Linked DNA regions of Homo sapiens: regions 2, 3, 4, 5, 6 and 7 are each linked to region 1. Evidence: chromatin loops called from intact Hi-C (ENCODE). Cell type or tissue: chondrocyte. All regions are shown on one strand. Region 1 overlaps LINC02202 (long intergenic non-protein coding RNA 2202). Region 2 has its middle 220 kb from the start of CLINT1. Region 3 overlaps EBF1 (EBF transcription factor 1). Region 4 overlaps CLINT1 (clathrin interactor 1). Region 5 has its middle 230 kb from the start of LINC02227. Region 6 has its middle 150 kb from the start of CLINT1. Region 7 overlaps CLINT1 (clathrin interactor 1).

Region 1 (4,000 bases):
GACAGTAGGAAAGTTATAGCCGTAACAGGGGAAAAAGTTCATTTTCACCTAATTGACAATAGGAATGTTTGTTTAATGGGTCACTCTAGAAAGAGATGTTAAATCTTTAAAACTTAACCTTTTTGGGAAATGTCTTAAGGTCTAGAATATGTTCAGACAACCTTCATTTGTTTATTTTATTTGGATACAATCATTTGCTTAGACATGTATTTTTAAACTTTTAATATATTAGTAGTAATACATTATTTTATTTGAGTTTTCTTTTATTTGGATACAATCATTTGCTTAGACACATATTTTTAAACTTTTAATGTATTGGTAGCAATGATGTTTTCAAGTAGGGAAACACTTAAACTAGCTCAGAATCTCCCCTAAATTAAAAAATAGAGTTTTGTACTTTCCAGAATAATAAGCATCTTTTTCTTTTTCTTTTTTCTTTTTTTTTGAGGCAGAGTTTTGTTCTTGTTGCCCAGGTGGAGTGCAATGGTGCGATCTTGGCTCACTGCAACCTCTGCCTCCTGGGTTCAAGCGATTCTCCTGCCTCAGCCTCCCAAGTAGCTAGGATTGCAGGCACCCGTCACCAAGCCCGGCTAATTTTTTGTATTTTTAGTAGAGACAGGGTTTCACCATATTGGCCAGGCTGGTCTCGAACTCCTGACCTCAGGTTATCCACCTGCCTCGGACTCCCAAAGTGCTGGGATTACAGGAGTGAGACACCGTGCCTGGCCAATAAGTACTTTTATAGCCTTTCTTTAAATCTTTCTTGGTAAAGATCTACAAAGCAGGAGGAAATTACAAGAGGCAAAGTTTGCTGGTTTACTGTTTGATTATATCTCTCCCACTACCCCTTAAATATTTGTAACAGAGCAGGGTTAACATTAACACCCTAACCACCATAAACTAAAAATATTTATTATATAATTCATGTCTAAGATGAAAATGAAGATATAACAGTAAGATGATTTCATACAGAGGTACAGGGAATTCTGTGTGACTAGGGTAAGTCAATTTTGTGTTTTGTTTTTTTTGTGTGTGTTTCAGTAGTTTCGAGTTATTATAATTACTGAGCAATGACTAGAATGCTATATATCATGTAATTCACATTTTTTTTTCTCATTTAATCCTCCACAGAAAACCTACTTTTAGAACTTAGGAAACTGAGGATGAAGTGACTTGACCAAGGTCTCCTAGCTACTTAGCAGAGGAATACTCTTTAGAGATAAATAATTGTGGTGACATTTCAATCAAAGTATCTGATAATTGCAGTGCCTTCCCACACCCAACTCTCTAGGAGAAGAAATAATTTAAAAGATACATTTATTCATAAACACACAAGTACTCATTCTGTGTCTTTTCCTATCACAAAGCCCACGGATATACAGCTGAATAAGTCTGCAAGTCAGAGGTTAAGAAAAGTTGGCTCTGGCATCCGACAGGCTGACTTGGATGAGGCTCTGCAATGCTACCTTGGATGGGTACTTATTTTCTCTAACCTCAGTTTCTTCATCTGCAAAATGGGAAACAATATTCGTGCTTTCCTCATGATTTTGCTGGGAAAATGAAATAAGACAATATGTTTTTGCACAGTACAGTGCATTAAACGCTCCATAGTATGCACTTGATATATACTAGGTTTTATTGTTGAATAAGCAAGGACAGCCATGGCTCCTCTCAGAGGAGCTCCCTGATTAGGGAGAGGAGAAAAACGTTTAAATAGCATTTCCTGTCCAATGTGATGCGAGCAGTAGGGAAACCAGGGAAAGGCACGAATGACTGCGTTGGAAAAGTCTAAAAAGGTTTCATAGAGGTGACTTTTGAGCTGGTGATTTTAGGGGGAGCAGTGCTTCACCGGATGGAGAAGGAGGTAGACATTCCGGCTATGTCCAAACGTGGGGTAGAAAGGCGCGTTTGGGGACCTCAATACTCAGGATAAGGGAACATTGAAGAGAGAGAAAGGGAAATAATGAAAGTGCATGGAAAACCAGTAAGTGTGGGACCCTGGGGGCTTGGACCAGAAAGGGCCAGCCTTCCGTGGCCATGAGGGAGGGAAGCTGGAGGATCGCGAGGTGGCGCTGTGGCTCCACCTTAAGGAAAGATTCTGGAGCTCGCGGGTCACCCGCACTCCCAGGACAGCCTCGGAGAGGTGGGGCAGCGCAGTCTTGGTGGGTTTGGCATCTTCACGGCAGCTGCCAAAAAATAACGTTGATAAAGATAATAAATACATAAGCAAATAAACCGGAAGCGGTCCCTTTTAGGACACACGGCAAGCATCAATAATCAGAGACCGTAGGCGAGGAAGGATTAAGAGCACGGAACTGTCCAGCAGGGACCGTTCCCAGCTCAGTCCGCGTAATCTGTAGGCCCGCATTGGGAACCCGCATCGCCTGCCTGGAGCTGAGCTGTATGCTAACCCGCGTCTTCGGGCGGGCCCTGCGCCCCGAAGGCGTCTCCCTAAAGCCAAAGTCGTAGCGGTCTGCACGCCTGCCCTTGGGCCCTCGGTCCGCACCCTGCCTAGACCTAGATTTTTTTGGATTTTTTTTTTTTTTTTTTGCTGAATTTCATACGCACACGTGCACACAAAACCACGTGTGAGTTCAGGCTCACACACGTTTACGATGCTCTTGCACAATACACACGGACTTTTGCAAATGCACAGCCCACTCACTTAGACACTACACATGACACGTGCACACACTATACACATGCGCACTCACGCCCGTGTGCACCAATGCCTTACGCACCCACGCACACATTCAGCCAAGTGCTCTCTGTCACCGGCACAAACACACACTTACTGCACTGGCCCACAAATGTGCAGCCACTTTTCGCACATGCAAACATATTTGCACATTCACATCATACACATCTCGCATCCCAGTAGCCAACAAAGACCTCGCAGCACGCAAAGGTGTGTAAATATTCAGCAAATTGTCCCTCGAAGGAAGTATGAGCGCAAACTTTTTGTTATCCAGGCATCTCGAGCTTTTCTGCTAAACTCGCCCTCCCTTCTCCAACTTTCCCCTGAATAAACAGGCCTGTTCCTCCCAGTCTCCCCTCTGAGAATGTTTTAAGGCCAAGGTTTCTTCCATAAGGTTTGCGCTACTGAAGGGATGCTAATTTTCAAATCGCTAAGAAGCTCCCTTCTCCCATCCCAGAGCCTCCTTCTACCAAGGGAGCAGGGACCTTCCCAGATCGGATTCCAATCTCGTGGACTAGGGGACTGTGGGCAAGGGCCACCGGGTGGGATATGATCACGCCCTAGGGCATCCTCGGACTTAAAGATCCTTTCCGGCAGTGCCCCCAACTGTATTCTCCCGACTCAGAATGACTTCAGCTTCTAGCTATCTATGGTCACGCCAGGGCAGAATCAGCATCTCCCCCATTAAAGCACATCCGCAAGTGTCCAGATTTCTGTCCTTCGATGGGCATCAGGAACATCCCCGCAAAGTCAGATACTTAGTCTGTTCCAACAGGCAAGCTTGCGTGAGCTCTAAGATCTCATCTAGGACTGGGAGAGAGAATGACTGACAGGAGGTCACATAGTAAATGTGGCAGAGCCGGGGCCGGGGCTGGCACGTCCCTGGCGCGCTCTGTCCCTGCGGGCCAGGAGAGAGAGAAGCACATCGGTAACTGACCACGTGAATGCGCATTCAGTACGCGCATTAGTTAGGACGTTTCATAGTCTTCCCCTTTCCTCTCCTCTGCTCCCTGCCCTCGGGAGGCACCGTGCGCGCTCGCTCCTTTCTCCTCCCGGATGCGGAACCCGGGCCCAGGAGCTCCAGAGCCAAAGGACACTTGAGAGTTGGGGGACAAGAGATTCGCGCCACAGCTGGGTGGACGGTTTGGCTCTATATTTAAGGGGACAGGCTTTAGCGATATTCTGGCTTGGCGACTTTATTAGCTGTTGGCCGTGGACAAGTTTTTCAACTTCGCTCACAGGGTCTCTGTTTGCTCACCTGTAAAACGCCGGAGTGGTCTTATCTGCCGTGGTCTGTGGCGG
Region 2 (4,000 bases), 1.0 Mb after region 1:
GAGCTGTGTGTTCCAACTGCCAGTGTGAACACCAGCATCCCATGAGCCCCAAATGCAAACTGGCTTCAGACTTCTGCTCTTCTCTTTCTAAACCCCATCCATTTTTCCAGGCCTGACTTCTCCCTGACCTCATTCAACATATCTTCTGTGCCATATACTTTACCACTTTCCCTAAACTGTTTGAATTACTCACCATTGATCAACCTGTATTCCTCTTGTCTACCCAAGAATATTGTAAGATCCTGTGGGTACACCCTAGAAGAGCACGTGCCGTTAATAATAATTTCTCTTATTTTCAACAACTACAAAGCACTTTCATGCCTAGTCTCTCATTTTACTCAAACGTCAATCCTATTGGGCAAATTGGACAGGAATTACTAGAAACTTCTATCAAGATAAGGAAACTGAGGTCCAGAGAAGTTTGGTAATTGAATTTGAACCCATTAAGTGAACTCACAAACATGCTAATAAACTCTGTAATCTTCTGACCTCCATACTGATCTGAGGGTCTGTTTGATATTACATGATTTTCCTTAAAACTGTTCTTCAAAGAAATAGTGGACATCCAGTCCAGCAACCTCACTGCCGAGCCTTCATAATACTCATCCAGGTTGTAATTGTATAGTTATTTTCTGATTATAAGCCTGATCCAAAGTGAGTGCTTAATAAATATTTGCTAATGAATGAATTCTACCTCCTGCGCTGACTCTAAGTTTTAGTAGAGTGATGGCAAACCTGCTTTGCTCATTATCAAATCCCCAGCTCCTAACTAGCGCCTCACACAGAGTAGGCCTTTATGAAATATTTATTGATAAACAAATGAACCAATCAATTAGTCAATGCCTAAATGCCCTCCTTTGAAAAGCATCCATGAGGCCCACAATCAGATTTCTTTTAAAAATCTACTTTCTGTTAACCCCCCAAACCAGGGCAGTGAACCCAAAACAGAATAAAATTACTTCTAAAATGAACTGTTACCCAGTTGCAAATTGGCTCTGGCTGCTGCTGCTGCTTCTCCCCCATTGACACTCTTTTCAGGCAGCGATTTCAGGTGATGGCATTATCATCAGCGGAATTCAATAAAGCGGCTGGCTTCCCCGCCCCCCACCCCCCCATCCATGTTTATTTTCTATAATCCGTCTTACAGCGGGAGACCATTACCCAGTCAAACAACGTTCAATTTCATCGGCATTACCGCTTCAAGGAAACAGGCAGAGGGTTCGCACAAACGTGTGTGTAGTAAATTTAGTCTTTTAATAGGTTCATTCTTTATTAGGTATTTATTTCGGGAGGCAAAGTCCTAATTAGATTAAGTGGAGAAGCTAAAAAGCTATGGAAACCCACAGAGATATTCCAGAATTAGATGGATTTGGTTTAGCTTTCCAGTTTCCCCTTTATTTTCTTCAGTTGGCTGGAGAAATCCACACAGCAATCTCCAGCCCCTCAGATAAGAGTTTGTGAAATGAAACCCTGCCAACGTTTTGTGTGAGGAAGTCGCATTTGTCTTTCTCCTGCGCAAAGTTATGTGGGACTAGAATCGAGGAAAAAGCAGCTCCCAGAGCCAATGGTGAACCCAATTTACTGTGGCAGATGAATATAACAAAGGTGGTGGTCTAGATGTTTGGCCTCAAGGCACAATTCAATTTTCAGCTGTTTCAAAGCTATTATGTCAAAGGCTGTTTGCATAAACATAAAGTTGCCGGGGTGATCTTGGGCAGGCGGGAGTGGAGACGTCTGCCCTCTACTGCTCAAAATGGAGATAGCGGCTGGACGTCCCCTCAACCCAGAATTAGAGCTACAAAAACTTCAGCTGTCTCCCAAATAACAGGCCATCTCCAGAACCTTCTGAAACTTTTTCTCTCAAGCTTTAAAACCAGAGTGATTATTCAGTTTTGTGTCGAGGGGGGAAATGCAGTAGACTGAGGATGTGATGAGTTGATGGATGATGTGGGAACCTATGAAAAAGCTATTTCCCTTCTTAGAATTTGAAAGAAAATTCCTTTCACCCGCCCATCCACCCACACGTATATATTTATATCATCACATTGATATTTAATATGTTTTTTAACATAGAAAGCAGAAACAGACAATGACTCACAGGAAACAAATCAATACATTTCAGAATGGGCTAAAAATGTCACCATAAAAAAATGCTTAATGTTTATGAGGGCAAGTGTAGGGGCATATCTTCTCAGTTTCATGTTGGAATTTAGTAATTTCCTCATGTTTTGCCTCTCTTTGTTCTTCTCTTTAATGAAAACTGTGCCAAGCTATATGGTAAGCACCTTACGCTCTCAGAGAGACACCAATAACGTGTAAATGTTCCTTCTAAATACAGATCTTTTTTGGTGAAATACAGCATGGGCCACTGCTGGGGGGGACTTTTCAGATGGGGTCCCCCAGACAAAGAGGAAGGTCAAATGCAAATAGGGGGAAGATGTGGTCTGAGAGACACTGATGTAAAATCCAGTCAGTCCAGAACCAAACCTGGAGCAGAAAAACACCCATCAGATGATATTGATTCCAAATGGCACAGAATTAATCCCCAATTTGATTTTGTAAACTAATGTTCCTATATCCAGAGTTATCCTTAAAATGTTTTATATTGTAAAATGTCCAATCTTTGTTCATTACGGAACACAAAATATTCCCTCGGGACACCCAGGTACCAAATAAGGCCCTGGCATGAAGACTGGATGATATAAATACATACATGGTGTTCACAGTCCAGTGAAGTTTATAGTTCAGTGAAAGAGACTGTCATTCATCAGATAAAACAATCCAGTCATTAATTACAAAATGAAGGTGATTAAAAAATGGTGCTCATAGGCCGGGCACGGTGACTAACGCCTGTAATCCTAGCACTTTGGGAGGCCAAGGCGGGTGGATCACCTGAGGTCAGGAGTTTGAGACCAGCCCGGCCAACATGGTGAAACCCTGTCTCTACTAAAAACACAAAAACTAGCCGGGCATGGTGGCAGGCACCTGGAATCCCAGCTACTCAGAAGGCTGAGGCAGGAGAATCCCTTGAACCGAGGAGGCAAAGGTTGCAGTGAGCTGAGATCGCACCATTGCACTCCAGCCTAGGTGACAAGAGTGAGACTCCGTCTCAAAAAAAAAAAGAAAAAAAAAAAAGATGCTCATAGAGCATGTTTAATAGGATACCTGCACTAAGACAATCCCTATTATGGCAAAATAATTGTCTATAATAATTTTTTAAAATCTAATTATTGGTGTGTTTCCTCATTCTCTAGGCACTGTCTGAGGTCTTCATATGGTTTTCTCATTGAATCCTCACCGCACCCCATGAGGTAAGCATATTATTCCATTTCACTGATGAATAAACTGAGATTTAAAGAAGTAACATAACTCGTCCAAGAGCATACAGCTAGTAGGTGGCTCATAACTGTCTAAGTCCAAACTCAACACGCTTCAGTGCTTCCTGCTTTCTTAGTTATCTAACTATTCTAGAAAATTCAGTCAATGAGTTTGAGAATCAACACATTCACATTAAGCAGAGCTACTGTATTTTCTTAAAGTTTCACAAACCAAAAAGAGTTAACTATTTTTAAGAAATGGAGGAATGGGTGCTGACAGCTGGGGTAGTTAGTAGACAAGTGTGGTTTCTAAGGCCAGACTGCTTGGGTTCAAATCTCAGAACTATCAGTTACTATCTGGGTGACATTGGGGCAAGCTTCTTCATCTTCCCATACTTAGGTCTCCTCACTTGTGAAATAGGAATGATAATAATAATAATAGGATCTACCTTGTGGGCTTTTGTATTTGACACACTTAGAACAGTATTTGGAAGACAGTACGTACCCTTCAGGTGCTTCTGCATTTTGGATTTATGATGAAAGCACAGATGATGGTCTACCTCAAGGGAGCCGAGAAGATTAAATGAGGTAACATTTGTAAAGTGCTTAGAACAGTGCCCAGAACTGTGTAAGGGATATGTAACTGTTGAATGAAATCCTTCCCTGGCTGCCCATGACTGGGA
Region 3 (4,000 bases), 410 kb after region 1:
TATGTAGTTATAAATACTGTAGATTTTTTTTTTGTGATTTTTTGCCAAAGTTGTTGTTCTATTTATACATTTTAATGTCTTAAGACATTTTTTCAATATCACAAAAAGATTTTACTGCGTATTTTGCAAAGAAAAAAAGCTCACTACCTTTAGCTTGCACATACTTGCAAAGTTAATTAAAAGGCTTTTTGTTTTAAAGGGGATTTTGTAAAATATCCATATAAATAATGTATTTATCTTTCGAATTTGTACATTGCTTTTCCCTTCTTCCTCTTCCTTCCACCCCCAATTTATTTTATTGTGTATGTTTGCTACGTGAAAAGTGCGTATTTGTTTGGTCACCTACACTTGTATTAGCTGTTTCAATGTGATTTTTAAACATTTCATTTATAGTTATTTTTAGTATTGTTATAAACCATGCTTCAGTTTTTTTAATTTCCACCCAAAAGTCATTGTCTATTTTTGTATTATTTGTAAGTTAAGAAGTTTTTTCCAATATATGGCAAAAAAAAAAAAATAGTAGCATATTATTCTTGTAGTATTTAGTTCAGTAGATTTAAAAAAAAATGTATCCTTTGCTTTGGAAGCTTACAAAACAACCCTAATGCTGTTTTACTCTATTAATATGCATGGAATCTCTCCCTTTGGAGTGACGCATTTTGTGCATTAAATTCTAGGGAGAAACTTCATAGAAATCAATGAACATACTTTCTTTCTTAAGTCTGCTTGTATATTTCCTCTGTCTTTCACATAAATATAAACCAGCAGATTGGATGCCTTAACAATGCAAATCATATTCATTTCACTTGTACATTGTAACTGTGCACCAGAACTGTCAGTCATCACTAACATTCTAAGAAAAAAGAAAAAGAAAAAAAGAAAAAAAAAAAAACAAAGAAATCGAAAAGCACAAAAGAACTGTTTTGTTACCTTAAGACAATGTAACTTTTTCTAGTAGAGCAAGAAATCATTTACAACAATGCTGCAACTGTGCATGCCCCCATATGGATTTTGCAATGGTTTTCACTAGGCTGTCAAGAGTGCGATTTTTATGGGTTGGGGTGGGTGGGGGAGGGGAGTTGTGGGAGGGTAGGGGAGGGAGGAAAGCTGTTTTTCATGGTGAGAAATAATAATGATGACTAATAATAATAAAAAAAACTGGAAAATGTAAGCAAGGTGGACGCATTGCTTCTCGGTACTCAGAAAGGTTATCTGAATTTGCGTGGTAAGCGCTGGCCTGAAGATGTACACAAGTTAAAGCCATATTTTATCTGGTGAGCCCCTTAACTGTTTCTGAAGGAATGAACGGTCAGCCGGGAAGGTGTCCGGCTTAGACCTTGACAACAGACACTACCCATCTGTCAGCCATGTGCAGTGGTTAGAACTCTTCTTGAAAGTCCAAAGAGCCTTTAAAATGTGTATAATTTGTGTTTTGTTGCTTCTATTTCTATTGATTAGATGAAAAGACATTCTGGCCCTCTGATCCTCTTTCTTCTCCACAAAAGTTTTACAAATAAAAGATGTTCCCCTAAATACAGAATATGGCTTTAAGAAGAAAATGAAATGAAGAATTAAATTAAGATTTCAGTGTTGGGGGAAAAAATACAGCTTCTGGATGACTGGATTGCATAACATTGCCCTGGCCTCACATTGTACTAGGATGCAGCTTAAATGAAGTCATCTCTAAATCTACTAACCTTTCACCTTCTTATCAAAACTTTTTGAATAGACACACACTGTACAGTTCAATTGTTAGAGAACCTAACTACTGTAGAGATTGTTAAATTTTTTTTTTTTTTTTGCAAAAATTCAAGCTGTAAAAACTTTTCAACTTTCACAATATTTAATTAAAGTTACTTCCTGTCTGTGATGGCAGCTCCTAGTTGTGTATTCATTTCTCTATTTCAGATGAGCCAAAGTCCAACATAATGTAAAAGGTCTGTGTTTGCAATGACTCAGATCAGTCTTGATACCCAGTGAAAAGGAATTAGGGTAGTGCTGGGACACCCTCTTTCTTATGTAGGTCCTTGGGGATTTGCTAATCTGGGATGCAAATTGAACACGCGCAGCGTACTGCTGCCCTCTGCCGGCGGTAGCTGGATGTGCACATGCCCACACCGGTCCATATAGGAGCCAAGAGCCCCCAGCAACTTCAACAGCCAAGCCCTGAGATCCTCCTGCGTGATTGAACTGTGAATCCAGGAAGTGGCCATTCTAGAACCCCTATCCTTCGTGCTACAAATCTGAACCAAGCTTTTCACACACAGCTGCTAATTAATCCCAGCGAGCCTTCTGGTCAACTAATTATGTGCCCTGGCTCATTGATGAGGAGGCATGTGTGAACTGAGCCTTCTGTTATCAATATTTTTTAACCCCACATGAATAAGATACTTTTCCTGTTGGACAGGAGTGAAACATTCCACAAATACTAGATAGGTACCTACTCATGTAAAATTGTTTCACTTTAAATTCCATCATGATCATGAGTCTTTCTAAATGCACACTCAATGATTTTCCTACTTTTACAGTTATTGAACATGATGAGGTTAATGATACTTGTAAAATGCCTCAAAAACTCAGCAGATAGGCTGTAGGCCAACGGAAACTTGATGGCCAGAGGTGATAGGATGGCTGCAACACAGTCACATGTGGTGGGCACTGTTTCGGCTTTGGAATATAGCCCGATTTGAGTAATGAAAGAGAGTGATATATAAGTTAGAGAAGCTGCCATCCTTTTAAAGAAACTTGCTGAAAAGTGTGGCCATTCAATATATGTTTCTTTTGAATTCTGTGTTTGATATAGTTTCCTGTATTAGATGCAGAAGATAAAGATTGAACAAGAGGCCCCTTTTCTCAGGATGCACACCATCTCAGAAAAGACACACTTATATTCAAATTATGCTAGAATGGTCGGCCAGGCTGAGACAGGTGTGCCACAATGCTCCACAGAGCACAGCTGACGTCCACACCTCTGACACGCTGGCCCCTACAGTCTTTAAGGGCTACCTCTTGAAAGTGCTCATTCACTCGATCGTTCATTTATTCATTCATGCTTGTAAACTTTGCGCGTTTCCTATGCCTCTGGTGCTAGGCAAGACATGGTGATACATCGGTGGGCCATGGTGACATTATACCCACTTGGAGCTCATACTTGAGTGGGGCAAATGAACGTTAAGCAGCCACTCAAGTGCCTGTAACAAACGAATCATGGTAATGAAGAAAATGTCTACAATGCTCTGAAAGTACATTGCAGCAGGATCTGATTTAACCTGAAGTGCTGGGAAAGGCTCCAGAGAAAGTAACATTTGAGCTGAGGTATAAAAGCTCAGCAGGAGCTAACCAGGTGGGCCTGGCCCCTTAGGCAGAGGAAATGAGGGAGGTGTAAGAACACTGAGCTTTGGAGCACATAAGGTACATTTAGGAACAGAAAAACTATGTGAGTGGAGTGTGCAGATGTGCACAATGAGACTGTGGGGCTTGGGAGTTCAATTCAGAACATGTCCTGAGCACCTACCACGTGCCTGGTACTGTGCTAGCTGCCAGGTACACTAAGCAAATGGGCCATAGTTCCTGCCTGTAGGGCCTATGGCAAGGCTCATAAACTCACAGCCCCATATTTGTTCATAGGGGCTATGCTGGTTAAAAAATCGGGGTGGGCCAGGCACGGTGGCTCACGCCTGTAATCCCAGCACTTAGGGAGGCCGAGGAGGGTGGATCACGAGGTCAGGAGATTGAGACCATCTTGGCTAACATGGTGAAACCTTGTCTCTACTAAAAATACCAAAAAAAATTAGCTGGGCGTGGTGGTGGGCGCCTGTAGTCCCAGCTACTGGGGAGGCTGAGGCAGGAGAATGGCGTGAACCGGCAGGTGGAGCTTGCAGTGAGCCGAGATTGTGCCACTGCATTCCAGCCTGGGTGACAGAGCGAGACTCCATCTCAAGAAAAACAAAAAATGAGGGGGTAAACTAGGGATAAAAACAACCAGACAGGGAGTGGGAGG
Region 4 (4,000 bases), 1.3 Mb after region 1:
GAACTAAGTTATGTTTATTTCTGTCTCCAGATGTTTCTGTCTTTTAAATTATCTTAGTATGGGTGTGTGTATGCATGCGTACGTCAGAACACATTTAGAGGTCTCAAATAAAAGATTGCCTGATCTCAGGATGAGTGAAATCTTGACAATAAGCTTAAAACAAAGAGAAACCATATAAAAAATATAGATTCATTTGACTTCAGTTTTTTTTTAAAGGAATAAAATTTAAAAGGCAAACTGGGAAAAATACTTCTCAATCTGTTTCACTTTACTCCTTATTCCTTTGTTAGCAGTTAGTACCACATTATACCTATACTTTACCTTTTCTCTTGGTGTATAGTTTTGTTTTAGCAAAGCATATTCTTGAACTTTTAAGAGGAAAAAATACCAACAAGGACTGCTCAAGTTTTTTCTTGTTAATTATTTTACTGATGATTCTTAATGTAGATAAGAAGTATTGACTGCCTGTAAGTAAAAGCCTCATTTTAGCTTTTAATCAATTCTACCTCTAAAAACTGGACTGAAACTTACCAAGTAAAATAATTTGATATTATCTGAATGTCAAGTAGTCAAATAAGCAGAAAATGGAGAATAAAGAGGAGGGCTACGATGAACACTAATAATTTACAAACTGAATAGTTGACCCTTGACTAACTGAATACTGGCTGTGTTTACATAGCTCTAGAAGCATGTGTTAGTCCATTTTCATGCTGCTGATAAAGGCATACCCAAGACTGGGAAGAAAAAGAGGTTTAATTGGACACAGTTCCACATGGCTGGGGAGGCCCCAGAATCATGGCGGGAGGTGAAAGGCACTTTTTACATGGCAGCAGCAAGGGAAAATGAGGAAGAGGCAAAAGCAGAAACCCCTGATAAGACCATGAGATCTTGGGAGGGATAGCATTACATATGCCTCATGTAAATGACGAGTTAACGGTTGCAGCATACAAACATGGCACATGTATACACCTGCACGTTGTGCACATGTACCCTAGAACTTAAAGTATAAAAAAAAAAAAAAGACCATCAAATCTTGTGAGACTTACTCACTACCACTAGAACAGTATGAGGGAAACCGCCCTCATGATTCAAATTATCTCCCAACAGGTCCCTCCCACAACACGTGGGAATTATGAGAGTACAATTCAAGATGAGATTTGGGTGGGGACACAGCCAAACCATATCAAAGCATGTGTGCAAAACTTGAGGATGGTAACTTCTCGCAGTTGGCACTAAAGATCTAGTGAGTCAGTGTTGCTGAGTTGTGCAGAGTGAAGTTGCTGGAGTGTTCTGAGAAGCAAATGTGAAAATGAGTAAAAGCACTTTGGAAACAACAAACAGTTTCATAAACAATAATGATTGTGTCTATGGATTTTATTCTTGTATTCTTCATTCTTTGGTGATTCCTTCCATCTTTCATTCCCTCTCTTAACTTTCTTTTTGGCCTAATATTAGAGTCCGTTAAGATTTGGTATTGTTAGCCAGTTATACTGCTGAACTACCCAGTAGTTGTAACTGTTACATTTAAACAGTGTGATCCTAGTAATTACCTATCTTTATCAGGACAGAGAAACCTACTCTTCAAGTCACTCATTTTCAAGACTCTTGTTTTAAGCAAAGAGAAAGTTAATATGTTGAGTAAGCCTAGATAGAACACATGTGAGAAGGGCTCATTTTGTACTTTCTGGTGACTATTAGATTGTTCTGAAAATTACAGATACTATTTAAACTAGTGAAGAAATGTAAAAATTACAGCAACATTTTTTTTCCTGGTTTATGTTCTCTTGTGAAACAGCAGCATTTCTTAAAGTTATTTTTCTTCTTTTACTTTCCCTCCATTATTACATCTCATGTCTGTTTATGTTTGCAGAAATTAAATACAGATAAAAATCTGGAAATAAAAGGTAGTTATTGATGGTGACAGCAGAAATGTTAAAAATCATTAGATATTTTGTGGGTCAAGTTTTCTTTTGGTATTACTGTCAGACTGGTTTAAAATAATATACAGAAAATTTTTTTGGTGTTATCAAAGTATTCTTGGTTACCTTTAAGTGTTATAATGATAATTACATGAAAGGAAATGTAAGTAGAAAAGCCTGTATCCAAAGACTTTGAGCCTTCAACAGAAGGTCATAATAATGGTTGCCGGTACTTTAAAAAAAACAACAACTAAGTGTAAAGAGATAATTTTTTAAAATTTCAAGTTAGGAATCTCAATTTAGGATTGGTGAAAGTCCGTAAGTCACTTGTTTGACTGTAGTGTTAGTTTAAATGGTATGAAATTTATTGGGGAGGGGCGGTGTCTTTTTCTGTAATTTTGTTTGCAGATCAAATTCTAGACCTTTGTCTGGATTGTTGTGTGTGTGTTTAAGAAACCGTTGAGAGTGCCCCCTCTAGCGTCTGTGATATATTCTTAAAACATTTGTGTCAGAAGTTTTCAGAATTAAACTAGCCATTTTTTTCCTTTCAAATCTGGACATAATTTTTATTTTTATTTTTAACACGGAGGGATTGTTTTCTTTTTTAAAAAAGGTCACTGGAATTATGGGTAGGGCATAGATTGAGGGCAGTAGAAAACATGAGAAAGGAAGGATTAAAATGCCATTTCTACCTTTTTAGAAATAGTTATTTTTAAATGACCTGGAATAAGGCCAAACCATACAGTGTTGTTTTTAGTTTACATTTGTTTCTGAATTAGTTGAAGCTTAAAATACTTTGTCTTGGAATTCTTTATGCCATCAAATCTCATCTTGAGGGGGTTCTTTGCAGTTTCTGAAAGCAACAGCTTCATTGGAAAATAGCTTTTTTTGGGGGAGGGGAGTGGGAGACAGGGTCTTGTTCTCTGTAGCCTCAACCTCCTGGGCTTATGCAGTCCTCCCACCTCAGCGTCCTGAGAAGCTGGGACCACAGGTACACGCTACCACGCCCAGCAAATTTTTGTATTTTTTGTAGTGATGGAGTTTTGCCATGTTGGCCAGGCTGGTATCGAACTTCTAGGCTCAAGCAATCCACCTGCCTCATCCTCCCAAAGTGCTGGGGATTACAGATAGGAGCCACTGCACCTGGCCTGGAAAATAACTTCTAATAGATCTGGTTTCTTTGTGTAAGCGTTCTGTTATTTTTTTGTTTTATGTTTGCCATATCCTCCTGTGGATATACTTAATAACTATATTGTAAGTATGTTCTGATGGCTCCCATTGTTTTTCAACCAAAGAAATGAGGAGATTCTTAGATTATTGGCTCTCTGCCACCTCTCCCTCTAAACACAGCACTCACACAGGCCTTCAGCTAAGAATCTTGTGAAGGGTTACGGAAACAGAACCTTTCTTATTTGACCCATGGGCCTTTGTCGCTTGAACAAGGAAAGCAGTGTTCTGAAATCTACAGCATTTATGAAGGCTCTGGTAAAAATATTTCATGTACATGGACTGGAGATTAACTTCTTTCATCTTGTTCTCCAACAAATTAAACAATGCAAAGAGATTTCAAGTGCATTCTTGGTAATGAAATGCTTGGGTGAATTATAATCCTAATTGCTATTGTTCATTTTCACAGCTGCATTTTGACACTTTTAACTGCCTAAGCCACGCATTCTTCAGCCACCAGGATAAACAAAAGCATTCTGAAATTCATCATTTTGTGGCATCTTAAATTGTGAATCTGTTATTGGCTGCCTTAGTTTTATTTTGGTTCCATGGTTGATAAAATTAGGAGGAAAATTGTTCTTCTACATTTATACATAAAACTGTTGCAATAGAAGCATTACTGGATTTTAACGAAAATGTATTCCTTAGTGGTCTTAACATTTTTAAGGGGGGGTGGGCAGTGGAGATTGTGGATTTATTTTAGTCCTGGGGAAGGAATTTATATTTATTTTGTCACATTAATTGATATCTTAGGAGGCAGCTTTCTCCAAGATTTGAAAGAAAATAATAGGATTTTGCTTTTCTTCCATAGTAGAACAGTGTTCTGAATTTAAATCTGAAAGCCAGATTGATTC
Region 5 (4,000 bases), 930 kb after region 1:
AATGATCATACACAGAATCCTACTAACATTTAATATGCTAACATCACACTAACAGCAATAAGCATACTAACATTGAGTGAGCATTAATATGAGCTAGCCACTCTGATAGACACATGATCATCTCAGTTAAGCCTTACCAGACAGAACCCTATGAGACAGGTATGATTGCGACCCCATTTTACAGATGAGTTGCTGAGGCCCAGAGAGGTCTAGAGAGATGAAGTGACATGAGCTAGTTTATGCAGTGAATTGATAAAACGAGGAACTGAATGGTGGCCATCAGACTCCAGAGGCCGTTCCCTAAATCTCCACCCTCTATGGCCTTTAACCATGTCTCCCCCTCTGCCCTCTGAGAACCTCAACCACAGTCCCTCCGAGAAACATCCTCAAAGGGACCACATCTCAACTCTTGTCCTGGAAAAGATGTTGATGCCTGAACTTGGAGCACCATAAATGGAGCAGGCATGCCCCTCTGTCCAAACAGCAGACCCCATCAGATGTCCCCAGCACCAGGCTGCCAGCCAACAAGAGGGCAGCTCCGCACAGCTGCATTGCAAAGCAGCAGACCAGGGCGAGCTACTAACATGTGGATGCCGCCACTCCACAACTTGCTTAAAAGCCACACTGTGTTTCCTGGACAATGGCCGCAGGCCAAAACACACACATTCCAGTTTTTACGACTATAAGGTAAGCATTCTTTTAATGGCTCTTTCCCTGTTCCTTCACTCTCATTTGTGTTGTTTTCCTGGTTCCCTCTCCTGGATTTTTTCCTTTCTTAGCTCAGCTCTGCTCTCTGCCTCCCTTGTTTCCAGAGCCTCCTGCCTCAAAGCTTCCTTGTCTCTATCTCCTGCCTGGCTTTTCTGCAGCTTCCTTACTGTAGTAGTCTTCTCCTCCTTTCTGGGTTTTGGTCAGCTTTTCCCTAATTACTAGACTTCCCTTCCTCCTGTCTTCCTGTTTGCTTAAGGAAGCCTCCCTCCCCTCCCTTCACTTGTGTCTTCTTCCCACTTCTGCCAGCCTGCCGGCCTCTCTGCTTCCCAGTGGCCTCTCCCCATTGCCCTTTTCTTCCTTTCTGGACACCTGGTCATCCTTGCCCCACTCTCCCTTCCCCACACCCTTCATCTTTCACCTCTGTTCTTTGTCCCTTGTCTCCTCTCTCTGCTCCTCCCTCCCCTCCCTCATGGGTCCCCTCCTGGTTTCCATCCCCCCATCACCCCTCCCCTTATCTTTGTTTTCCTTCTTTCTGGCTGCTGATAGAGTGGGAGTAGTTGCAGGCTGTGTCCCTGATTTCACATGCAGACCAGGAGCCAGCCTGTCAGTCTAACAATAAAATTGCACGGAAACGGAGGTCTCAGTGCCTACATGCAGTTTGCCCCTAAATGGAGCTGAGCTAGAAGGTTTCAGAGCAAAGCCACCAAGAGTCCCAGGCATCTGGTTCTACAGGCAGGATAGAGAAAGGACTTACTGTTTCTTTTTCCCACTGATCTGGTGTAAGTCAAGGCCAAAGACCAGGGCTGAGACGTGTCATTTGTAGGTTGCAGCCTTGGGGTGGGACCTCCATGACCATCCCTGCCTCCTGACAATAATACACAAAACACACACGTGCGCACACACACACACATGCTCATTTTCTTATTCACTTTCCTTCAGAGCAAAGGCCCTGTAACTTTTCAGATGAAGTATACAAAACTCCCACACTGCAAAATAAAAGCTATAAAGAGAACAAGAGCCACTACCACAGAAGGAGATGTTGCTGCTGGGGAAAGGGCTGCCTCCATCCCCTCTACTCCCGCCCATCAATTCTTTTCAACTTTAGTTGTTCCCTGTTTCCTTGACTGAGCCCCCATTCAAGCTGAGCTGGTGCCTTTCCTTAGAGGACAGCGCCATCTAGCAGGTGAAATGCCAGACCCTTAGCTGAGAGGCGAGAAGAAAAACTTTCCCAGCTGCAGGCTCCCTGGTTCCCAGCTTCTCTTTTTAAGTCTCAGCCAGTCAAACCCCAACAGGTCTGAAAAAATGTGATTTAACCCTTTAGCCTTGTTGAAGATTTAAGTGTCTTCCAATCACCCCTATTTCTCCAGTGCCTGATTTTGTTTCCATCTGTGGCCTTAGTTCCTAGAAAAAGCTAGAACGTTCTAGGTGAGCCAACAGTCTGCGTCTGATGCTTGGGACTTAAGGTGACTTTTTTTTTTTTTTTTTTTTTTTTTTGAGACGGAGTCTCGCTTTGTCGCCCAGGCTGGAGTGCAGTGGCACCATCTCGGCTCACCACAAGCTCCGCCTCCCAGGTTCACGCCATTCTCCTGCCTCAGCCTCCCAAGTAGCTGGGACTACAGGCACCCGCCACACACATGGCTAAGTTTTTTGTATTTTTTTAGTACAGATGGGGTTTCACCGTGTTAGCCAGGATGGTCTCGATCTCCTGACCTTGTGATCCGCCCGCCTCAGCCTCCCAAAGTGCTGGGATTACAGGCGTGAGCCACCGCGCCCAGCCTTCAGGTGATTTTTTCCAAAGCAAAACAAAATAGAATTTCCCAAAGCAGTCTAGAGGATGGCTTAGGCTCCATCTGGAGTTAAGTGGCAATCTTTCTTTCTCTTTCCTTTTTCTATCACGGTTTCGTCTTTCCTTCTGTAAAGACCCTATCTCCAAATATGCCCGCATTCTGAGATAGTGGGGGTTTATGACTTCAACATCAACTTCTGGAAGAACACAATTCAGCCCATAACAGATGGCAGATGGTTTTCTTTTCTCTTGCAAACTCTGATCAGTTGGTGGTGGCTGCTCAGACCCCTTGCCAAAGAGAGTGAGAAGGATTCTAAGATCAAATCCATATGGGGCAGAAAAGAGTGCTGTGAATGACTGTCAATGTCTGCTACAGGCATGGGAGTATGGAGGGGCAGCGGGATGGTCCCATGCTTGCCCTTGCTGGAGTAGGGCATGTGCACAACATAGACCCTGCCTCTCAGGAGCAGGGAACATCTATCAGCACTATATATCTCAACATACCAAAAACATCCCAAGGCCACACTTCTGAAAGAAGGCCCAGGGCCATTGTGTAGTCCTCTCAAGCCCTTCATTTTACAGATGAGGAAAACTGAGGTCCAGAGAGCTTGTGTCTTGCCTATGATCCCTCAGCTCCTTTGTGGCAATACCAAGACTAGACCCTAACTTCATATCTCCTGACCTATTTGCTTTTTCCCAAGATCTCCAGTTGCTCCTGGTAACATCAAATGAAGACAGAAATTCTTGTATTGCCCATGCGAGATTCCCCAAGTCCCTCATCCTACAGACCCAAGAAGGAAGCATGTGAAGAGAGCGAAGCTAAACGTTGAAGGTCCTGGTTGGAGTTGGTGGTCAACTCCACTGTTGCTTGGATCACTAGGCATTAAAGGGTTCTGAGGCTGCATTTAGGCCTTTCCAGAGAGAACACTGTCATCCATTAGCAATGGCTGCCATTGCTATGGGCACAGGATTGGACAGTAGAAAGATGAATATTATATATTTGTCGGGTTAGGTCATCTCCGAAGTCCCTTCCAGTTCTAAGATTTTGCAATAAGAGCCTTGAGCAGGAATCAGGTTTCTTTCTTGAACTTAAATGAGAAAACTAGGTTAAGGGACATGCTGATGTTCTGGATGTCTGAATATATATGTGACCTGCTCCAAGGGCTTTCAGAAAAGGCCTCTTCTTTGCACCGTTATGACCCAGAAGGCCCAACTCCCCATTACATATGATCCATAGTTTCAGTCCCACTGAAGTTCTTACTGGTATTTCTCCATATGCACTTTTCACCCTAATGTCAGCTAGTGAGACTCAGGCTCTGGATCACGGCTGAACCTTGGCAACTTCCATTTACTTGATGCAAGTGACAGGCAAAGAGTGGTTACTAAAGAGTTATCCCTTAGCCATTGCAGGTGAGGGGATATGCAAAGGTCAGCTGGCTCACAGGCCCCAGAAAAGGTCAGCTACAAGAAAAGAAGTACCATTTCTCAGAGGCTGTCCAACATGCC
Region 6 (4,000 bases), 1.1 Mb after region 1:
CGAAGCCAACCTGGGTGTCTATCAATGGTGGATTGGATAAAGTAGTACATATACACCACAGAATACTACTTGGCCATAAAAAAGAACAAAATCATGTCCTTCACAGTAACATGGGTGCAGCTGGAGGCCATTATTCCAAGTGAATTAATGCAGAAACAAAAGTCAAATATCACATGTTCTCACTTATAAGTGGGAGCTAAACCTTGAGTACATGCAAACAAAGATGGGAACAACAGACAATGGGGACTCCAAAAGGAGGGAGGGAGGGAGAGGGGCAAGGGCTGAAAAACTTCCTATTGGGTGCTCTGTTCACTATCTGGGTGATGGGATCAATAGAAGTCCAAACCTCAGCATTATGCAATCTACCCCTATAATGAACCTGTGTATATACCCCCTGAATCTAAAGTTTAAATTTTAATTAAAAAAAAAAAAGCTTTTCTCCTAAATGCCTTTTCTCTTTCAGAGAAAGAAATTGTCTCACTTTGCCCCCAAAGACTTAGCTCAGTTTTAAATTAAATTAAAATTATAGGTATAGGAGGGAAAATTCAATTTCGAATTAAGGTACAGGCTGGACCTCAAATCTTGGTACAGCCTTTTCTCTCAAGGTGTTGTAAGGTCTGATATATTCATGTCTGACCTTAGTAGGGTTGGACAGATGTTTTTGTTATTGTTTTATGGGGGTTTTAGTGGGATCTTTTCTACCTAGTGATACTTCTAAGGCAAGGTTCAGAGGAAGGGTCTCAAATGGGGGCATCTGCATCCATGCATTATTGTAAGATCAATTAATAAACACCGGGGACACATCTAAGGGCAGGAATCTCAGGGCCATAGCCTCTGGGTACCTTGCTACCAAAGGTATGAATAAACCACATGATCCTTCTATGTTGTCCAAGAGCAGAATCCTGTTTTCTACAGTGCTTCAAATCATCTGAGAGTGTCTAAGCCTCAGTTTCCTCATCTGTTAAATGGAACCATTAATACTATCTCATAGGCTTGCTGTGAAAATCATTATGGAGTATTTAGGTGCACACACTCTGAAAGTATGCAGCCTGTATCTTAATCTTTATGACATTCTTTAGTACAGTGGAAACCCTGGGCAAATAACTTCTTTGTGCTCAGATTTCTTCATCTCTATAGTGGGGATAATGAGAATATCTATATCATGGGATCATTGTAAGGATTACATTCTTGTATGGTGCCTCACATAACATAATTGGCATCACTACCACTACTACTGTTACCACTACTGATTCTATTTAGTAAAAGAAGTTTCTAGCCATGTCACGCCAAGGGGAGGGGTTGAAAATGCTCCTTGAACCCCTGAAATAGGCTTCCTTGGGAGAATGATCTCCAGAAAGAGGGTCAAGCATTCTGGGTTTGTGAGTGCAGGAAGCTAAGACTAGTCTTGCACCAGCCTCCTAGGGTTGGCCTGTGCCCTGGGATGTGGCTGTGCACCTGAACTCAAGGAGAGGATCAAATCTGATGTCTTGGCAGCCAGAGCTCTCAGTACGCATGGCCCAGTCTAGCCCACAAGAAGTGGAATGTCCTCCCTGGAGAACCACTGAAGGCTCCTCTCAGATGAACGAGCCTATGGGACCGTGCAGAATTCAGCTTCACCAGCGACACCCTCTGGCAGCAAGAAAGAAACAGCCGAGACAGCATAGGGATTTCTCCCCAGATTCCCCTGGTATCAAAAGAAGACTGGCTGCCCCAACCAGTTCTTTTGAGATTAAGAAAATATCCTGGAATTCATAGACATTTTCAGGACTGGAAGTCTCAAGAGAACTATATTTGGAGTCCGTTTGTGAGGAAGAGATTAAGCAATCTGTTGGAAAACTAAATCATCTATCTATCCATCCATGCATCCAATTCCCAAATAATTATTGAGCATTCACTATGTGCCAGGCACTATTTAAAACATTAAGGATATAGCAGCGGACACGGTAGTCAAAGAGATGTGATGATATTTGTACCCTGTGATTGCAGAGCAGTTCATACAAGCCATTTAACATAGAATCATATTGTAATGTCAAATGTGTTTTTTCACTTCTCCCTCATCCACCCATCTCACGCAGTGCATCTAGCCCTCACCGAGGTGCAAGGGCATCCATAGACAATGTTAGTTAGGCCAAACCCTGGCTTCGTTGGCCTGCCCCAAAGACTGCAATTATCCCTAAGAAGGAGTCACTCTTTTGGGTTCAGATCATGCAACTGCCAGAGTCCTTATTTGAATGCAAATAGCCTTGCAGCAGTGACACATTACATCATTGTCATTCATTATCACCTTTCAAGTGTCACAGCAAGGCTGGGGGTGGGGGTGAAGAAATCCTGGAGAGGGAGAGAATCTGAGTGACTTCTTCCAGGAAGAACAAGGCTAGCTGTTGTGGCTCAACAGGGGAACAGGAAGGGGGCTACCGACAGGTTAAAGAAAGGTGAGGTGAACACAAAACCATTTTTCCCTACTTCAGGGGGTGACTGAAGGACTCTCTTGAGGGAGAGACCAGAAGGCAACAGGATGATCAGTAACGAAATGAAGGATGCCTTGTATTAGGCTATGCAATTCAGTTTTGTTTTCACGTAGACCTGGAGTGCTTAAAAAGGTTCACAGTCCTCTATAGAAATGGACAGGGTATATAACAACATAGAGGAAATCTTTACTTAGTAGGTGAACTCACCCACCCTCAATAAAGTTAACTTGGTGAATAAATCAGAAGCTTCGATGGGGAGGAGATTTCCAAGAGGCATTTGATGATCACTCTAAGACTAATTCCAGGGCTTGGTTTAGCTGAATGGGGCATATAAGTTACAGACACAAGCTGAATAGCCTGGACAGGAGAGTCCTGAGAGGCTGTTTGGATTAAGAGACAGGTGGCTGGCAGAGGACAGAGCTTTATTAGCTTTCTATTGTGTGGTCTATGATGCCAACCATATTCCCTGTTTTCTCTTGAAATCTTCAGTAAAATTCCATTCTTGTTCATGCCCCAAAGACCTTAGGGAACGGTCTGAGCACCAGCCAGCCCCAGGAGGCCTGCCACATCTGGGTTCCAACTGTAAATATTTAAAGAGCTTGAGCTGTACAGGGTCCAGTGCACAAAGCCTGCTGCTTAATGCAGGGTTGTTGGTCTAGGGATGGGATTTTTTAATGGTGGCAAAAAAGGTCTAGATGTTCAAAATATGTTGTTTTCATGAGGCGATACCAAATCAATGCTTTGTGTTCAAACCCCAAGCCCCTGATTTCCAAAAATGATGATGCCTAATCCTCAAAGCTAGCGGAACATACTAAGTATAGTTTTCCCATCTTCAGGAGAGACATGACTCCGGTTCAGCAAGGATAGAGAACTTTATCAAAGTCACCTCAACCAATGAAGACAAGAATCAGAGTACCTGGCTCTCCACTGAGAGTCAGACACAACCCAAGGGGCTGGGAACCACATTTGAGCATAGAGCTGAGCTTCATGAAGTTGATTTCCTGAAAGAACATTCCATCTACTTCTCCATCAGAAGGCTGTTGAGACATGACTGGGTAGCACTATTGTTTACGTTGTAAAATTCCAGGCCATCAAGCTGAGTCAAGTTTCAAATCCAGCAGTAAAAAGAATAGCAGAGCATTCTCAAAGGAGCTCCAGAAGACAGCTTCCCCCAAGGTGTATCACCAAGACGGTTCAACCACAGAAAGCTGAAGATAAGTAAACTACAATTTCTTGGAAAATCACCCAACTCATAAACGACACAGTCCACCAGATTCAATAAACATTAGCATCCTTGTTATAATTTCCATGCAATTTGACATCCTGAAGAGCTCTACTCTTGGTCCAAGATCGATTGCCAGCAATTGCCACTCACTTTTATTTTGGGGCTAATGGGCAAAGGCATACTGTTTTGTGGCTTTTCCTTTCTGCAAACATGCTTATGCCTTGGTTAGTCAATTACCCCCATGACTCCTATATCCATTTGCAGTAATTTCTATTAAGGAAAGTTCCACCCCTTGCACTAATGGGAG
Region 7 (4,000 bases), 1.3 Mb after region 1:
TTATATTAGTGTACTTTTGAAACTAGCAAATGTTTTGCATTTAGAGTGAAATAAACCTCTTTAAGAAAGAAGCTTCAAGTTTGAAAAGTGATTTGCTTTAATAATTTTCCTTTATAACAACTCATTTGGCTATTAAGGCTTCAGCTATTTATTTCGGACTATTTAGCTATTTATATATTCTTTGCTTTTGCTTACCGAAGATGAAATAAACTAGATCTTTTCCAGATCTAGGTTCATTGGCATTTTTTTAGTATATTGTGTAAAGATTAGGATATCAACTTAAATAGTTTTTTAAAGGCCAAAAGAAGACTAAAAGCTACCTTTTTTTTTTTTTTTTTTGATGGGGTCTCATTCTTTTGTGTGTTCATAACTCACTGCACCCTCCAACTCCTGGGCTCAAGTGATCCTCCCACCTCAGCCTCCCAAGTGGCCAGGACTACAGGCATGCATCACCGTGCCTGGCACTGCCTCCTTATTTCTCAGTCAGAGGTCAGAAGAATAAAACCATTAAGAAACACCTTGTTCTCTTAGAGGACCAAATTTGTGGTACTCAAAAATTTGAAGAGGCTGTACATTGTTCGTAAGACAGAAATCGAGGCAATATTCCTACTATTGTTGTACCTTTCATATTTGCTTATCACACTTGTTACTAATCTTCACGTGCTTTAGGTTAAATTTGCCATGTAAGTAGTTATCTAAAGGAAAAGCTATTGTTGAAAAATATTATCTATCTTTTTACTACCCAATTTAGGATGTAGACTTGAACCAAATTATTCAAGAACATAGAAGAATGTTGTCACCAAAGACTTTTTAAGGCTTTTGTGGGTGTCTGACACATATTAAGATTAGAACATGAGGTTGATTTACTGATGAGTACTCGGGATTTTAATTTTCATCTTTTCACTGGCAAGAAGAGAAGAAATTCTTCCCCCCAAATGTAAGCATCTTACAGAACCGTGGATCTGTTAGACTGTGCACCTTATAATGCCATAATAGACGTGCATCCATAGAATGGTTGGTCTGATTATCAGAGGTATAAAATGATGAAGGAACTTGCAAATGAAGAAGCAGTGACGTGATTAAGGGCTATTCAGATAGATGGATCAATAGAATGAGGGCTTCTATGAGAGAAAGGTTAGGGGTTTAACTATCTGGTTCATATTCTGGCATTACGTTTTTAATTAGCTGTATGTATGATTTGAGGCAGAATCACATGAATCTCCAGACTTTGCCTTCCTTATCTGTAAAATGAGGGGACCTGGCTAGAGTAAGACTTTTTCCACCTTTGATGGCTATTGGAGAAATGCATTTCCATCAAGGAAAAATAGTTGGAACTAGTTTTTACAATAGCAGACAAATTTTGGAGCCATTATCCTCTGTAGACAATTTAGGCTGAAAAGGGAAATTTTCTTAAAAAGTGGTAATCAATAAATGTTATACTTAAATATTTTATGCAATAAATAAGACCATGACTCAGGAAGACTAGGACTTTTAGTGTATATTGATACCCAGTGAGGTTTTACTTCAGAAAAAGAAATGTACTCTGAAAAATGTGTTTCCTGGAGCCACTCTTAGATTCAGTATGGTAGCGGCTCTTAAGTGTAATGATGTATTTCTTTTTTTTTTTTGAGATGGGGTTTCGCTCTTGTTCCCGGGGCTGAAGTGCAGTGGCGAGATCTCAGCTCACTGCAGCTTACACTTCTGGGGTTCAAGCGAGTCTCCTGCCTCAGCCTCCCTAGTAGCTGGAATTACAGGTGCCTGCCACCACACCCAGCTAATCTGTGTATTTTTAGTAGACACGGGGTTTCGCCATGTTGGCCAGGCTGGTCTTGAACTCCTGACCTCAGGTGATCCACCCATCTCAGCTACTCAAAGTGATAATGATGTATTTCAAACACTGGCTTTTGAGACCTTGAAGACTTTTTCTGGAAGTGGGGGTATATTTTCCACAATCGCTGCACCTCCTGGTGGCAGTAGAGGGATTTGTTTTGCAGAACATTGTGGAACTGAGGGAAGCAGATAAAGCCATAGGCCTGCCAGAGCTTGGAATGCCAGTATCTTCCCACTCGTCAAGTTGCATAAAAGGCGATGTGGCAGGAAAGGATAAGTGGCACCATTCCCACCAACTAGGAGCACTAGCTTAATCATTGTCATCCTATGACCTATCTTTACTTGTGGCTGTAATAAAATTGGACATGTTTATATTTTGTCATCCTATACATGGTAAAATTGAAAGTTGCTGCAGTTCTATTTTCTCTCTAGATTTGAGGAATGTAATGAAGGTGACATGGTAGTGGTAGATCAAAACTGCTACTTATTTGTTCAAGCTCAGCGAATCCTTCTCTTTCCTTGCAAGGAGTAATATTAGTGGTAAATCTCTTTCATCAGTGACCCGCCCCCCCCCCCGCCTTTTTTTTTTTTCGGAGACAGTTCACTTTATCCCCCAGGCTGAAGTGCAATGGCGTGATTTCAGCCCACTGCAATCTCTACCTCCCGGGTTCAAATGATTCTCCTGCCTCAGCCTCCCGAGTAGCTGGGATTACAGGCGTCTACCTCCATGCCTGGCTAATTTTTGTATTTTTCATACAGCTGAGGTTTTGCTGTGTTGGCCAGGCTGGTCTCAAACTTGTGACCTCAGGTGATCCACCCACCTCGGCCTCCCAAAGTGCTGGGATTACAGGCATGAGCCACCTTGCCCAGCCTCAGTGGCCCTTTTTTTGATAGTGATTCAAACAGCTCTGGCTAAGGTCCTAAGGCAACAGCTATGGGTAGTCCATTTTAAGTTATTCTCCTAAGCATAGCTTGCATTTTCCCTCATAAGTTGATTTTTATTGATGTATATTTGCTTGGTTTTAGTTCCTAAATGTTTAGATAATGTAATAGAGCTGTAGAAACTGCTGTTCTAGTCTCCTGACTCCAGAGGGAGAAACTTTTGCTTTTATAAAGAATAGTATATTCATTTATTTTAACAGGCAATACATTTGTTATTTATTGGATTAGTAGTCTGGTTTCTTTTTATTTTTTATTTTTGAGACAGGGTCACACTCAGTTGTCCAGGCTGGAGCACAGTGATGCAAACATGCACACTGCAGCTGGGACCACAGCTGCGCCTCCATGCGTGGCTAATTTTAAAAAATTTTTTTGTGGAGAAGGGTTCTTGCTATGTTGCCCAGGCTAGTCTTGAACTCCTGGGCTCAGGCAGTCTGCCTGCCTCAGCATCCTGAAGCGCAGGGATTACAGGCGGGAGCCATTGCGCCTGGTCTAGTACTCTATTTTCTGAACTCGAAACATACAATACCTGCCTTCAAGAACCTTGCCACTACAAATATGCTACAACTTGAATGGATTATTTTTCTTTTCTTTTCTTTCAGTCTTCAGATATCATCCCCTTTATTTTCTTTATCTTACCAGTAAATCTCTGTTCAGTTTGCTTCTTGGAATTTGAAAGCAGAGATAGTAAGATAGTTGTCAGCTTTCTAGTCTTCCCATGTCAACTTTTCTTTGAACCGATTATAAGTAATTGTTATTGCTGAAACAATGAATTAATTATTCTCCTCCTTTTCTAGTAACTGGACACAAGTAGATATTAGGAATTTAATTCCAAAGAAAGATGAGTTTGGTTTATCTCTGCTAGCATTTCTTAGGGGTAATTTTCTGTAGTTTAATCTATTTAGTACTACTGTCAGGGTGCTTTTAAAAAGCACTTAACTGCCTCTTATGTTTTCTTGCACACTTTAGTATTAGTTTACAAGCAGTTTTTCTTTTTTTTTTTTTTTTTTTTTTTTTGAGATGGTGTCTCGCTCTCGTTGCCCAGGCTGGAGTGCAATGGTGCGATATTGGCTCACTGCAACCTCTGCCTCCTGGGTTCAAGCAATTCTCTTGCTTCAGCCTCCTGAGTAGCTGGGATTACAGGCACGTGCCACCATGCCCGGCTAATTTTTGTAATTTTAGTAGAGACGAGATTTCGTCATGTTGGCCAGGCTGGTCTTGAACTCTTGAC

What was found. Peaks named below come from ENCODE experiments on the same cell type or tissue, not always from the same donor. Only the 100,000 strongest peaks of a DNase experiment are listed, where the experiment ranks them.
Region 2: it touches region 1 in a loop (5-fold over the local background); 69 of 110 quality-filtered maps call a loop at or near these places.
Region 3: it touches region 1 in a loop (4-fold over the local background); 107 of 110 quality-filtered maps call a loop at or near these places.
Region 4: it touches region 1 in a loop (7-fold over the local background); 26 of 110 quality-filtered maps call a loop at or near these places.
Region 5: it touches region 1 in a loop (7-fold over the local background); 101 of 110 quality-filtered maps call a loop at or near these places.
Region 6: a loop joins it to region 1, with 5 times the contacts of the local background. A loop is called at or near these places in 17 of 110 quality-filtered maps.
Region 7: it touches region 1 in a loop (3-fold over the local background); 8 of 110 quality-filtered maps call a loop at or near these places.

The regions. Positions count from the first base shown.
Region 1 is chr5:159,105,053-159,109,052 of GRCh38, reverse strand. The region is part of intron 1 of LINC02202 (long intergenic non-protein coding RNA 2202); the gene reads right to left. It overlaps LOC107986467 (a long non-coding RNA gene), which reads right to left. Exons shown (of 2, transcript XR_001742942.1): 1 at 3,957-4,000; 2 at 1,614-2,186. Among named protein-coding and RNA genes, the nearest start is that of LINC02202, 6.6 kb to the right of the region's middle. In chondrocyte, CTCF peaks have their summits at 1,812 and 2,075 (motif pointing right); a DNase peak (open chromatin) is centred at 2,092.
Region 2 is chr5:158,073,181-158,077,180 of GRCh38, reverse strand. No RefSeq gene overlaps it. Among named protein-coding and RNA genes, the nearest start is that of CLINT1, 220 kb to the right of the region's middle. In chondrocyte, a CTCF peak has its summit at 1,746 (motif pointing left); no DNase peak of the experiment used is centred here.
Region 3 is chr5:158,693,790-158,697,789 of GRCh38, reverse strand. EBF1 (EBF transcription factor 1) reads left to right here. Exons shown (of 16, transcript NM_024007.5): 16 at 1-1,870. Among named protein-coding and RNA genes, the nearest start is that of LINC02227, 290 kb to the right of the region's middle. RefSeq lists an enhancer at 1-19. In chondrocyte, a CTCF peak has its summit at 2,090 (motif pointing left); no DNase peak of the experiment used is centred here.
Region 4 is chr5:157,819,234-157,823,233 of GRCh38, reverse strand. All of the region lies in intron 1 of CLINT1 (clathrin interactor 1), which reads left to right. Among named protein-coding and RNA genes, the nearest start is that of CLINT1, 38 kb to the left of the region's middle. In chondrocyte, CTCF peaks have their summits at 2,172 and 2,408; no DNase peak of the experiment used is centred here.
Region 5 is chr5:158,172,999-158,176,998 of GRCh38, reverse strand. No RefSeq gene overlaps it. Among named protein-coding and RNA genes, the nearest start is that of LINC02227, 230 kb to the left of the region's middle. In chondrocyte, CTCF peaks have their summits at 1,664 and 1,874; a DNase peak (open chromatin) is centred at 565.
Region 6 is chr5:158,011,743-158,015,742 of GRCh38, reverse strand. No RefSeq gene overlaps it. Among named protein-coding and RNA genes, the nearest start is that of CLINT1, 150 kb to the right of the region's middle. In chondrocyte, CTCF peaks have their summits at 1,425 and 1,628 (motif pointing left); no DNase peak of the experiment used is centred here.
Region 7 is chr5:157,853,564-157,857,563 of GRCh38, reverse strand. All of the region lies in intron 1 of CLINT1 (clathrin interactor 1), which reads left to right. Among named protein-coding and RNA genes, the nearest start is that of CLINT1, 3.6 kb to the left of the region's middle. In chondrocyte, CTCF peaks have their summits at 1,691, 1,946 and 3,114; no DNase peak of the experiment used is centred here.